Linked DNA regions of Homo sapiens: region 2 is linked to region 1. Evidence: chromatin contacts called from ENCODE Hi-C or POLR2A ChIA-PET data. All regions are on one chromosome and are shown on one strand. Each heading gives the region's core, a stretch centred on a gene start or an enhancer-like site at or near the end of the contact. The rest is flanking DNA. Distances are from core to core; before and after follow the strand shown.

Region 1 (5,915 bases), core at 2,281-4,780:
AGAATCACTTGAACCCGGGAGGTGGAGGTTGCAGTGAGCTGAGATTGCACCAGTGCACTCCAGCCTGGGTGACAGAGCAAGATTCCGTCTCAAAAGAAAACAAAAAAGAGGCTGGGCACGGTGGCTCACACCTGTAATCCCAGCACTTTGGGAGGCCGAGGTGGGCAGATCACCTGAGGTCAGGAGTTAGAGACTAGCCTGACCAACATGGCAAAACCCCGTCTCTACTAAAAGTACAAAAAATTAGCCGGGCGTGGTGGTGGGCGCCTGTAATCCCAGCTACTCCAGAGGCTGAGGAAGGAGAATTGCTTGAACCCAGGAGGCAGAAGCTGCAGTGAGCTGAGATCACACCATTGCACTCCAGCCTGGACAAGAGTGAAACTCCGTCTCAAGAAAGGAAAAAAAATAGAGAGAGAGAAAGGAGAGGGAGATTTGGACGTGGAAATGAAAGCCATGGGGAGGTACATATTGGAGTGATGCAGCCACAAGCCAAAGAGCCACCAGAAGCTTCAAGAAGCTCCTCCCCTAGAGCCTCTGGTGGGAGCGACACCTGGACTTCAAGCTTCTGGCTCCAGAACTGTGAGGGAACAAATTTCTGCTGTTTTAGGCCACCGAGTTTGTGGTCTTTGTTACAGCAGCTCTGGGAAGCTAATACAGTCACACAGATAAAAGGGGGTGTGTCTTGGACTCATAATGAGGAGTACACGGCCAGGCCCTGCAGAATGACACGCCTGTCCCCGACCCTGCACAGATCTGTTGTCCTAGGGGGCCCTGGCAGGGAGCACCGCTAGGAGCAGGAGCATGCAGACAGGGACCAGAAGGGGTGCCCTGCTCCCTGCAGTTTCCACTCAGGGACTTGGCTGGTGAAGCCAGTTTGCCTTCTCTTGGCTCCATCTCCCACATCTGCTGGGGAGGAGAGCTGGGGCGCAGGCTCTGCTGCATCCTGTGCAGGTGATGGATGAGCTGGGCATGTCTCCTGGGTGCTCTCTCTGCCCTTCTGCATCTCTCGGTGGGGGGTGCTGGTAATACCTCGCTGGGCTAGGAGAGTGGCAAAGTCAGTTAAGGGCAGTGAACGGGGCTGGCCTGGGGCCTGGCACATAAGAGGAGTGCAGGAAATGGCCGTGCCCCTGCTGCCTGGGGTGGTGGGAGCTGATGTAGGCCTAAGGGCTGGGAGACCTGGAGCCCTGCAGGTGCCGCGGGGAGGGGCTGGCATTTCTCTGCAATCTGCCAGGCTGCTGAGTGAAATCTGGTGGGGCGGGGGTTGCTCAGGCAGAGTCCCCCTGAGGCCTCCCTGAACTCTGAGAAGACACTTGAGACTCAGAGCCCACTCCAGGGTCACCCAAGGTTGGGTGAGGGCAGTGTCTAAGCCAGCAACCAGCCAGTGCCCCCACCTGTCTGGGGACCCGCAGCAGGACGCCCCACCTCGGGGGTGGGAGGGAGCTCACCAAGTGGCTGTCAGTGGGTGCTCAGGAACTGACTGATTCCTGTGGAGCCCTCCAAATGCCATCCCTACAGGGACACCCCGACACTGGTCCACTGCGTGAGTCTGGGGTTGAGCTGTGAGGTACAGAGGACTTACTATGTGCTAAGCACTGTGTTGAGGGCTTTATTTTGCATGTTCAAATTTCATCCCTACAACAGCCCCATGAGGTGGGCACTGTTATCTGCCCGTTTTATGGATAAGGAAATTGAGGACCTGACTTGCTCAAGACCACAGAGTAGGGAAGAGGCAGAGTTGGGATTTGAAATAAGTCTATTTAACTCTTTCCTCTAAATCACGGCAGAGATTCAAGGACAGAGAGATGGCTTTCATCTCAATACTGGAGGAGAACACTGCTCTTCTTTTTTTTTGAGATAGGGTCTTGCTCTGTCACCGAGGCTGGAGTGCAGTGGTGGCATCATGGCTCATGGCAGCCTCGACTTCCCTGGCTCAAGTAATCCTCCCATCTTGGCCTCCCAAAGTGCTAGGATTACAGGTGTGAGCCGCCGTGCCTGGTGGAGAACACAGCTCTTAAGACACTGTGCAGTCGTTGGGTCAGGGAGATTTCCCAACAGGAGTCCTTCCTTCACTGTTCCCACACCAGCCCTCCCCACAGGGAGGAATGCGAATACCCACTGACGGAGAGGGAAACGGAGGCAGGCATGTGACAGCCCTCTAGCAGTTTGCAACTCAGAGACAGAAGAGACCACGTTTGAAGAGGGTCTCGCTGGCAGCCCTGAGCCCACCATGACGCTCACAATGCATTCAATGAACTGAAAATAACGTGTGTCCAAGTGACAGCCGGGTTCCCGGTGGCCAAGACCACAGCCGGTGGAGCATCTGGCAAGATTTTACTGCCAGGTGTGGGCGCGAGAGGGGCAACGTCCACAGCCTCCCCCGAACAGTGTCCACAGCCTCCCCCGAACAGTGTCCACTGCCTCCCGCGAACAGCCTGCCTCACTTTCTCCTGCCTCTCATTTTCCTAGGGAGCAGAGACGCTGGGGAGTTCCACTAAATAAACCGTCTCTTTTCCAGATCCCGGACTTGCTCCTCAAACAAAGCTGGGAGAAGGGGCTTCCCAGGCCCCTGCTTGTCTGGGAATGACCCCTGGAGGAGAGTCCTCTAAAGAATGCCTCGCAGCTGCCGCACCCCCTGCTGACAGCTGGAGGACAGGGGGCCTCTCAAGGGAAAGCCGAAGGGAGCTTAAAGAGACACAGGAAGCCTGCGCGACCCACCCACTGAGCCCCGAGGCTCCCGTGCTCAGCCGCAAAATGGGAAAAATACTTCCTGCTCCGTTAGCCTCCCAGGTTGTCACGAGCACCGCAGTGGAGACGTGGAAAGACCCCGGGTAGGAGGCGGGCACGCGGCTTCCCGGCCCACCCCGCCGCCCACCCGCCGGGCGCTTCTGGGCCAGCCCCGGGCGCTGGCGGGCCTCGCTCCCTTCCCTGGGTTCTGGAACCACGCTGCACTGAACTTTCCTCCAGGCCCGCACCACTCCGGCGGGGCAAGTTCTTTGCAAACTGTGAAGCGCCGCGCCGCCTTCGGCAGCGTTCCTGGCTCGGGGCGGCCCCTAGCCCGCGGACGGCTCAGGGGTCCCCTCCCCCGGCTCCAGGGCCTCCGGGTGGCCGGGAGGGCGCGGCCTTACCTGTTCCAGGTGGCGTTGGCGCAGGCCCGGCGCTGCTGCGTGCCCCGCTCGTCCGCGGCGGCGGCCGGCTCTCTCTTGCCCAGGTCACTGAGGCTGGGCGAACTCATGAACTTCAACCTGCGGAGAGTCCTCATGGTGACCCGGGCCGCCTGCGCCGCGCCCACGCGCGCCCCACGCCGCGCCCTGCGCCACGCCGCACCAAGGGCCCCGGGCCGGCGATGCGCCCTCTACGCGGAAACTCCGGCGAGAGCAGGAAGCCGAGCGGTCCTGCGGGGTCCCGCCCCGGCCCCGCGCCTCCGTCTCGGGTCCCGCGCCGGCCGCCCCGCCGGGTTAATCATTGCACGGAGAGGCTCAGCGTGGAGCGCCAGGCGCGCGGCCAGCACAGACCCGGCGCAAACGGAGGCCGGGGGCGGACCCGGGGGCGGGCCCAGGGGCGGGTCTCGGCGCCCCGGGGGGCGGGGCGGGGAAGGGGGCGGGGGCATCGCGGGCGGGGCGGGGCCTCAGGCGAGGGGGCGTGTGCAAGAGGCGGAGCCGGCGTCTCCGCGGCCGCAGCTGCCACGACGCCTCGCTGGGTCTGCCCTCTGAGGACGTGCTCACCCTCCTCCCCTCTTCCGAGGGCCCCACGTGCCCACAGGAAACCAACACGCACAGGACGCAGGGCCCAAGCCCAAGCGCCCGCCCCCCGCCCAGCACTGCGGTCGCGCCCACACGATGTCCTTCGACCCCGGCCCCGGAGGTCTCCCTCCACAGCCCTCCTCGCAAAGGCTGTGCCACAGAGGTGCCTCCGTACCCCTCACCTGAACACAGGCTCCCCCACCCAGTTCTCATGAGGACTTTGGGTAGAGGCCTTCAGTCCCCTCCAGGCACCTTGGCCCAAGAACCCACTCCACCCGGGCTCAGCCTAGACCCCCTTGGACAGGGACTTCAGCATTGCCTGGCTGCCTGGAGGATTTGCTGGAGTGAGGGCTTGAAGAAGTAGAGGGTTTGCTCCTTATCTCCCACCCCCAGGTCTCTTGGATGGTAAAACCAAGCAGTTTCCCAAGTCCCTGTGGTGGGGGCAGAGTGATCCCAGTGAAGGCAGGGCACAGCCGGTGCTTCCTGCCTGCTTCGCAGAGCACTTTTAGATGTCTGATTTCACATGAACTAACATGAACTACTTCCGTGAGGTAGAGATTATTCTTCTCCCCATTTTCCAGTTGAGGACATTGAGGCTCACAGAGTGAAATAACTTGCCCAACATTGTGCCAACATTGTGCAATCAACAAATGGTAGAGTTGGGCTTCACCACAGGGAGCGTCCAGCCCCTTGAACAGGGCCCTTCCCAGTCCCCAGCTTCTGGGATTCCCACAAGGCTCACCTGACCCCTCCATCAGATGGGGGGTGACAGCCACAGCTCCAGGAGCTGGGAGGGCCCCATATAAAATGTAAGAGAGAGGTGATGGCTCATGCCTGTAATCCCAGCACTTTGGGAGGCCGAGGTGGGAGGATCACCTGAGGTCAGGAGTTCAAGACCAGCCCGGCCAACATGGAGAAACCCCATCTCTATTAAAAATACAAAATTAGCTGGGCGTGGTGGTGCATGCCCGTAATCCCAGCTACTCAGGAGGCTGAGACAGGAGAATCGCTTGAACCTGGGAGGCAGAGGTTGCAGAGAGCTGAGATCTCGCCACTGCACTCCAGCCTGGGCAACAACAGCAAAACTCCGTCTCAAAAATCATCATCATCATAATAAAATAAAATAAAAAGTAAGAGAGCCTCATGAAGAGTCTTTGTTTAGTGCAAATCAACCAGTGTCTCCTGAGTACCTCCTGTGTTCCAGACATAAATACCATCGTCTTTGGGAGACAGAGACATAAACAGACAAACTTGCTCATCAGTAAAGCGGGATGGAACGGTTCATCTCACAGGCAGCTTGGGGCCCACAGGCAGCAACAGGTGCTTTATAAACTAACTGTCAAGTGCTGTACACGTTTTCTTTTCTTTTTGAGACAGAGTCTCACTTTTTGGCCCAGGTTGAATGCAGTGGCACCACTGTGGTCACTGCAGCCTCTACCTCCTGGGTTCAAGCAACCCTCCCACGTTAGCCTCCTGAATAGCTGGGACTACAAGGCATGTGCCACCATGCCTGGCTGATTTTTTGCGTGTGTGATGGCGTTTCGCTCTTGTCGCCTGTGGAGTGCAATGGCGCAATCATGGCTCACTGCTAACCTCTGCCTCCCAGGTTCAAGTGATTCTCCTGCCTCAATCTAGTGAGTAGCTGAGATTATAGGCACCTACCACCACGCCTGGCTGATTTTTTTATTTATTAGTAGAGATGGGGTTTCACCATGTTGGCCAGGCTGGTCTTAAACTCCTGACCTCAGGTGATCCTCCCACCTCGGCCTCCTAAAGTGCTGGGATTACAAGAATGAACCACTGTGCCCGGCTCCCTGGCTAATTTTTAAAAAATTTTGTAATAGAGACAAGGTCTTGCTATGTTGCCCAGGCTGGTCTCAAACTTCTGGACTCAAGGAGTCCTCCCACTTTTGGCCACCCATAGTGTTAGGATTACAGGCATGAACTACTGTGCCTAGCCCACGCTCTCAAACTTACGGGAACACTGTATCTTTTAGATCCCAAACCAAATTTCATGGCCAGACAAGGATTTCCTACCTTACTGCTGTAAAAAAAAAAACAAAAACAACAACAAAAAACATATAAAAATACTAAAGCATGTACTGAATTGTCTCTGAAAAGAATGAAAACAGAGGATAAAGCCCAGATCCTTGACTCCTCGGAGGGGCCTTTGAG
Region 2 (5,915 bases), core at 1,761-4,260, 310 kb before region 1:
TTCCACCATATCCTTCACATTACCACCAGGTCATCTCTGAGCAGAGGCCTGGTCATGTCTCATACCCCTGTGCGGAAACCTTGGGCAGGTCCCCTTGTCCACATAACACATTTAAAACCCCAGCATGGTGTTGTAGGACCTTGGGGTCTGGTCCTGCCATCTTTTCTGTCCTGTTTTTCTCCTCCAGTGAGCACTGCAGGCCCCCTGAGATCCCTCCTGCAGCCTACCCCAGGCCCATGGCTTATGCCTGCTCTTCTCTGGAAGCAAATCCATCCTCAGCCACTGGCCCAGATCTCCCAGCCCTGACGGGGAAGAGGCTACACATCTATCCAGGTCTCTGCTGCCTGAGTCTGTGGGTCCAATTCCAGGCAACAGGGCTTGTAAGTAACCTAATGCCCTGAGCCTCAGTCCTCTAACCTGTAAAATAGGGATACCAGACCTACCCCCGGAACTCAACGAGGGCAGGAGACAACAGGTATGAAGAGTGCCATGTGGATGGTAAAACTCAGAACAAACAGTATTACTACATTCTCAAGGCTCTGCTCAAGTTACTTCTTGACAAGCCCCTCTCAGACCACCCCTCTCAGAATTAACCCTTCCTTTGCCTGTCAGTCATTTTTCTCGCTCTGTGTTTAACACAGGGGCCCTGTGTCTCTGCTGTCTCTGTCGGATCTTTTGCTACACCATGCACTTAAACAGTGCTTTAAGATTCCACAGTCGGAGCCACTATCCTCTGGCCAGCATCAGCCTGAGACTGTGTGGACTGAAGATGACCTGAATATCCTCTGTTGATTTAATTACCCTACGTGGCTGATAAAATTACTCTGAATTTTTACCAAGAAGCCAGTGGCATTTACAGAGATTACAGTAGGAATCCTCTTTCTGCACACTTTCTCTCTGGCTCTCCAAGCATGGGTCTCCAGGGCAGTCCACTTTCCTGGGCTGGTGTTCAGCCCAGCAAAAGCACTAAGGAGGGAGGCCACCACCCTGACCCGGGCTAAACCCAGAAGTGGGAGGAGTGGGTACCTATTGGGGCACCCTGAGTCAGCCTCTTTGTTTTGCATTTGAGGAACCTTGCTTCTCCCTGCTTGGGGCAAAACCAAAGGAATCACGACCACTTCAAACACGGGCTAGTTTTGCATCCACATTAACCAGTGTTGGCTTATGGTGTGACTGTGGTCCCAGCTACTTGGGAGGCTGAGGTGGGAGGATTGCTTGAGCAGGTGAGGTGGAGGCAGTGGTGAGCTATGATTTCACCACTGCACATTAGCCTGCACGACAGAATGAGACTCACACAGTAAGTAACTATGCAAAAAACAGAGGGGCATGTATATGATCCTTACCGTAACCCACATATTTAACCTACGTAATTAAATCAACAGAGGTTATTCAGGTCATCTTCGGCCCACACAGATTCAGGCAGATGCTGGCCGGAGGGTAGTGGCTCCTCCTGTTGAGTCTTTTCTGTTTGTTTGTTTGTTTTTTCTGAGACAGAGTCTTGCTCTGTTGCCCAGACTGGAGTGCTGTGGTGCAATCTCGGCTCACTGCAACCTCTGCCTCCTGGGTTGAAGCAACTCTCCTGCCTCAGCCTCCCGAGTAGCTGGGATTACAGGCTTGCGCCACCATGCCTAATTTTTTGTATTTTTAGTCGAGACCATGTTGGGCAGGCTGGTCTCGAACTCCTGACCTCGTGATCTGCCCACTTCGGCCTCCCAAAGTACTGGGATTACAGGTGTGAGCCACCGCCCCCGGCCGGCCTCCTATGGAGTCTTAAAGCGCTGTTTGCAAGTTTCTGTTAACTAATTTGGGTTAAAGTAAGGGTCATCTACATGCCCCTCTGCTTTTTGCATAGTTACTCATATCCTAAGTCTCACTCTGTCGTGCTCTGAAGGCGAGGTGCTGGGTTGTGGGATGAGGGGCCATCTGTGTTTGGGGGTCCCAAACACGTAATTTATTACAAATTCCCTAACAGAGAGCAGAACAACACTGGGGTCCTCACTTGAAAAAAAAAAAAAAAAGAAAAGAAAGAAAAGGGGGAATTCCAATAACTTCTGCCAACAAAAGCAATGTGTGACCTGTTGGCATATGTTGAAAGGGACATTTGCTGATGGTGCTTGCTTGGGTATTTTTTGTGCTGCCGGAGAGGAATCTGAAGTTAAAACGACTTAACAGCTTAAACGTTTACTTTGACATATGATTGCACCCTTTCTCCCCAGCGTGTTTCAAACGTGCCAGTTTGCTGCCAACAGGGCACCCGGCACTCCGACCTGAATGAAGATGGCAGCCCCGAGGTGGTGACAGTGACTCTGGGACATTAACCTCCTGGCTGCGCGGCTGGGGGTTCTGAAACGCGACCTCCGCAGCTGTAATTATAATTGTTTTAGGTCGCATTGACCGGGCCTGTTTACGACTCTTAACAAGAGTCTTAAAATGTCCAGTGACATCTGTTGAGAGTTTAATCGTGTAAAAAAAAATCATTAAAGGAAGAGCCAAGAGATCAATTTTCTTGCTGTTTAAACAACACGGAGGCCATCAGGCGGCGGGGGAATGTGGCGACGCGACTAATTTAATCCCCCAAGTCGCGGCGCTGGTATGGACAGGAGGGGACGGAAGAATTTAAATAAAATATCAGAGGGAGGCGGAGGAGGGGGGAAAGGAGGGAGCCGAGGACCAGGGTGAGGAGAAATGGAAACACGGACTCGCAGCCTCCCAGCGGAAAGTGTCCTGATCCCGGCGTTACACGGCGCAGGGGGTGGGGGCGCCGCGTTCCCCGGGTTGGCCCGGGGACGGAGAGGATGACTCCGCAGTCGTCCTCTCCGAGCGCCCGGCCCGAGCAGTCCCCGGAGCCGGCGACCGTGCGTCCCCGTCCACCGCCACTTTTGTTCTCCGCTCGGGGTGCCGGGCCGCGGCGGGGCGGCAGTGCGCAGGCGCGGGCGGGGCGGGGGCGGGGCGCGGCGGGCTGAGGGTCCCGGCACCGCCCCCCGCCGCCCCGGCCCGCTCCATCCGGGCACTGCCGAATTAGCATCGTGCCGAGGCACAACTTTGCCGAGGCCCAACGAGATCCAGGCGCGCGCGCCGGAGGAAATATAGTCCCTGCCCGCGGGAGGCTCGCGCGGGAGGAGGCGGCGGCGGCGGCGGCTGGGCGGGCGCGCGCGGGGCTGCGCGGGGCTCCCGGCGCCGGGGGGGCCATGCTCCGGGCCGCGCCGGCAGCCCGGGGACCCGGCGCAACTTGCCGGGCAGCCTGAGGAGTTGGGGCAGCCGAGGGCTCGGCGCCGCGGCGCCCGGAAGCCTGTCTTCCCCTTCGCCAGCCCCCTTCCCTTTCGGCCGTGGGGGAGGGGGCTCGTGTCCCCCCCAACCCAGCCCGGAGGCCGCGTCCGCCCGCGCCCGCTCTGGCCCCCGCGGAGCCGCGCAACTTCCCGGGAGCCCGGGCCAAAGTGAGCGCAAAGTGCTGCCCAAGTTGCCGGGATGGAGCTGCAGAGCCGGCCCGAGGCGCTCGCCGTGGAACTCGCGCGCCACCAGGTAGGTGGCCGGGGGCCGGGCCCGGGGCCGGGGAGTGTGTTGCGGGGTGAGGGGGTCGGGGGACCCGAGCCCAGCATCCTCTCTTCCGGGTCTCTGGGTCTTCCAGGCTGGAGCCTGCCCGGGGGCGGGGGGCGAGGGAGTGAGCACACGCGCGGACCCCCTTCTGGGCTCCCCTCCGCCTGCCCCTGGCGCTGTCCTGCACAGTTTGCGGGATCGAGGACGCGTGGGACCCGAGCCTGGAGTCTTCTCTTAAGCGATGTAGGGTCTGCATGACTGGGAGGGTGCCTGGAGGGGGCCCCTTCGTGAGCCGGTCCCGGGGAGGGGAGTGCGAATAGGCCCCCTTCCGGCCTCCCCTCGGGCCCCCGCGCCCCGGGCGAACCTGCCCGGTGTGCAGAAGTAGTTTTGGCGATCGCTGCTGGCGAGCGGCGGCGTGGCGGCCGGAGCCTGAGCGGGGCTCGGCGTGCGCGTGTGTGTGTTGGGGAGATTAGGACGCGACTTGAATATTTATGAGCTTTGCTCGACACGGACTCGCCGTGTTTACTTGGCTCTTTGTTCCTCCCCCCTCCCCCGGCACACACTCACACTCACACTCACTCGCACACGCACCCCGGCCTGCAAACTTGCACGGCTCGGGGCGCGCCGCCGGGTGGCCTCGGCCCCCGCCCCGCCCCGCGAGCTGCCCCGATGAGGCGGCAGCCACAGGTAAGCGGCCCCGCGCGGCACTGCCCGGCCGCCGCGCGTGCAGGACGCGGCCCGGGAAACTTGGGGTGCGCTGCGGCCGGCCCCGCCCGTGGGGCTCCGGGCGGGGGGTGCCGCGGCCCGCGGTGCTGGGGTGCACCTGACCCCGGGTGGCCTGCCTGAGCCCGCTCCTCCGTGTTTCCGCAGAACGGCGACCTCAAGAAGCAGCTCCACGAAAGGCAGCCGCGGATCGCCGCGCTCAGCGACAAACAAGTAAGCGATGGGATCGCGGCCCCCCCTGGGATGGGGCGGGAGGGTGGCTGGGCACTTTGGCGGCGCCCTAAAAAGTGCCAGCCTGGGCGACGCACGCTCAGACTCCCAGAGGGGTCTGTCTCCAGTTCTCAAAGTTCCCCACCCCTCCCCTTTCCTGGAAAGAAAGAGCCGGGTTCTCGGAGGCGGCAGGGAGAGCCGGGCCCTGCGGGGGCCGAAGAGAGGAGCTCACTTAAAAGGCAGCGCGCGGCCCGGCGTCCATTTTGAGGTGGTGGACATGTTTTTGGAACGTGGCGATTTCTCCCGGCTCGGAGTCCCCCGCTTTGCGCTGAGGCGGCCATGGGGGCGGAGGGGGGCGGCCGTGGGGGCCTGGACACCAAACTCGTTGGAAGCGATTTCTGGGTTCCGTGGCAAACCTCGTTTTGAAATCGTTCCTCGAGGCTCCCTCCCCCCCACCACCTTCCACTTCCCTAGCTTCACTTTTTATTCTTGGAACCTGACGCCAGCTCCCGGGGAACAAAAGAAACGCGCCCCCGGGACTCCCCAGTTCTGCTCCAACTTTGGGCTCCGGGCGTTAGGTGTAGTTGGGGACACCTGAGAAGCTCCCACGCGTCGGAGGCGCGACCGCTCCCCCCCCTCCGGGCCCCCTCCGGGGAGGAAAAGTTGTCCATTGTGACTTAGTTGCGCTGAGCTCAGCGCTCGGGGTTTCAGCACCACGAACAGATGCCGCCGCCAGAGCCCGGCCGGCCGCGCGCCCCCGCCCCCTGGCTCCCGCCCCTCCTCCGCTGCCCCTCCCCCGCCGCGCCCCCTCCCCGCACTCGCACACCCGCCCCTTCCCCGCGCTCGCACACCCGCCCCTTCCCCGCGCAGCCCCGAGCCGAGAACTTTGAGCGGCGCAGCCAATGGCGTGCTGGGGGCACCGCTGTGGCGGGCACGGGGGCGGCGGCGCCCCTCCCTCCCTCCGCTGCCCCCTCCCTCCCTCCTTCGCGCCCCGCCCCCGCCCGCGCCGCGCCCCCGGCCATCGATCGCGTTTCCTTCGGAATGCCGGCCGCAGCCGCCAGCGCCAAACTTGGACAGCTCCGGGCCCGCCCCCGCGCGCCCCCGCCCGGGCCTGCCCCCGCGCTCCCACCCCAGCCCGGGCCGCCGGATCGGACGCCCCCTCCCCCGGGGGATTTTCTGGCGTAGGGGAGAGACGTGGACGAGGTTGGGGCGGCTGCCGGTGACCCTGGCGAGAGAGAATTCGGAGGCCGGGCGTTCGTGTCGAGTCTTTAAAGTTAAAAAGTGATGGGAGGGGGCGTGCGCGAGTGGCGGGTTTTGGGGGGGGCCGGGCTTGCTGAAAGGAAGATGGCAGTGCCGCGGCCCGCGCCTGGTCTGGGCCGCCGGGCTGGACCGAAGGCTTGGGACAAATGCGCTAACCCTTTTCAGTTGGTGCCGCGGCCCCCCCGCCC

The links. A loop is a pair of places that touch in the nucleus more often than their neighbours do. ChIA-PET counts read pairs that join two places held with the same protein, here RNA polymerase II (POLR2A).
Region 2: a loop to region 1 is called in a map of chondrocyte, with 4 times the contacts of the local background. The contact joins the promoter of PHF21B here to the promoter of PRR5-ARHGAP8 in region 1. A Hi-C loop is called at or near these places in 1 of 168 maps with a recorded cell type or tissue (chondrocyte). POLR2A ChIA-PET finds 5 or more read pairs at or near these places in 1 of 52 experiments (WTC11).

The regions. Positions count from the first base shown.
Region 1 is chr22:44,699,819-44,705,733 of GRCh38, reverse strand. It overlaps PRR5-ARHGAP8 (PRR5-ARHGAP8 readthrough), which reads right to left and starts at 3,530. Exons shown (of 15, transcript NM_181334.6): 1 at 3,126-3,530. The coding sequence starts at 3,259. PRR5 (proline rich 5) reads right to left here and starts at 3,530. Exons shown (of 8, transcript NM_181333.4): 1 at 3,126-3,530. The coding sequence starts at 3,259. RefSeq lists a silencer at 3,247-3,656 and an enhancer at 5,905-5,915.
Region 2 is chr22:45,007,100-45,013,014 of GRCh38, reverse strand. It overlaps PHF21B (PHD finger protein 21B), which reads left to right and starts at 3,010. Exons shown (of 13, transcript NM_138415.5): 1 at 3,010-3,519; 2 at 4,405-4,470. The coding sequence starts at 3,466. RefSeq lists an enhancer at 4,030-4,631.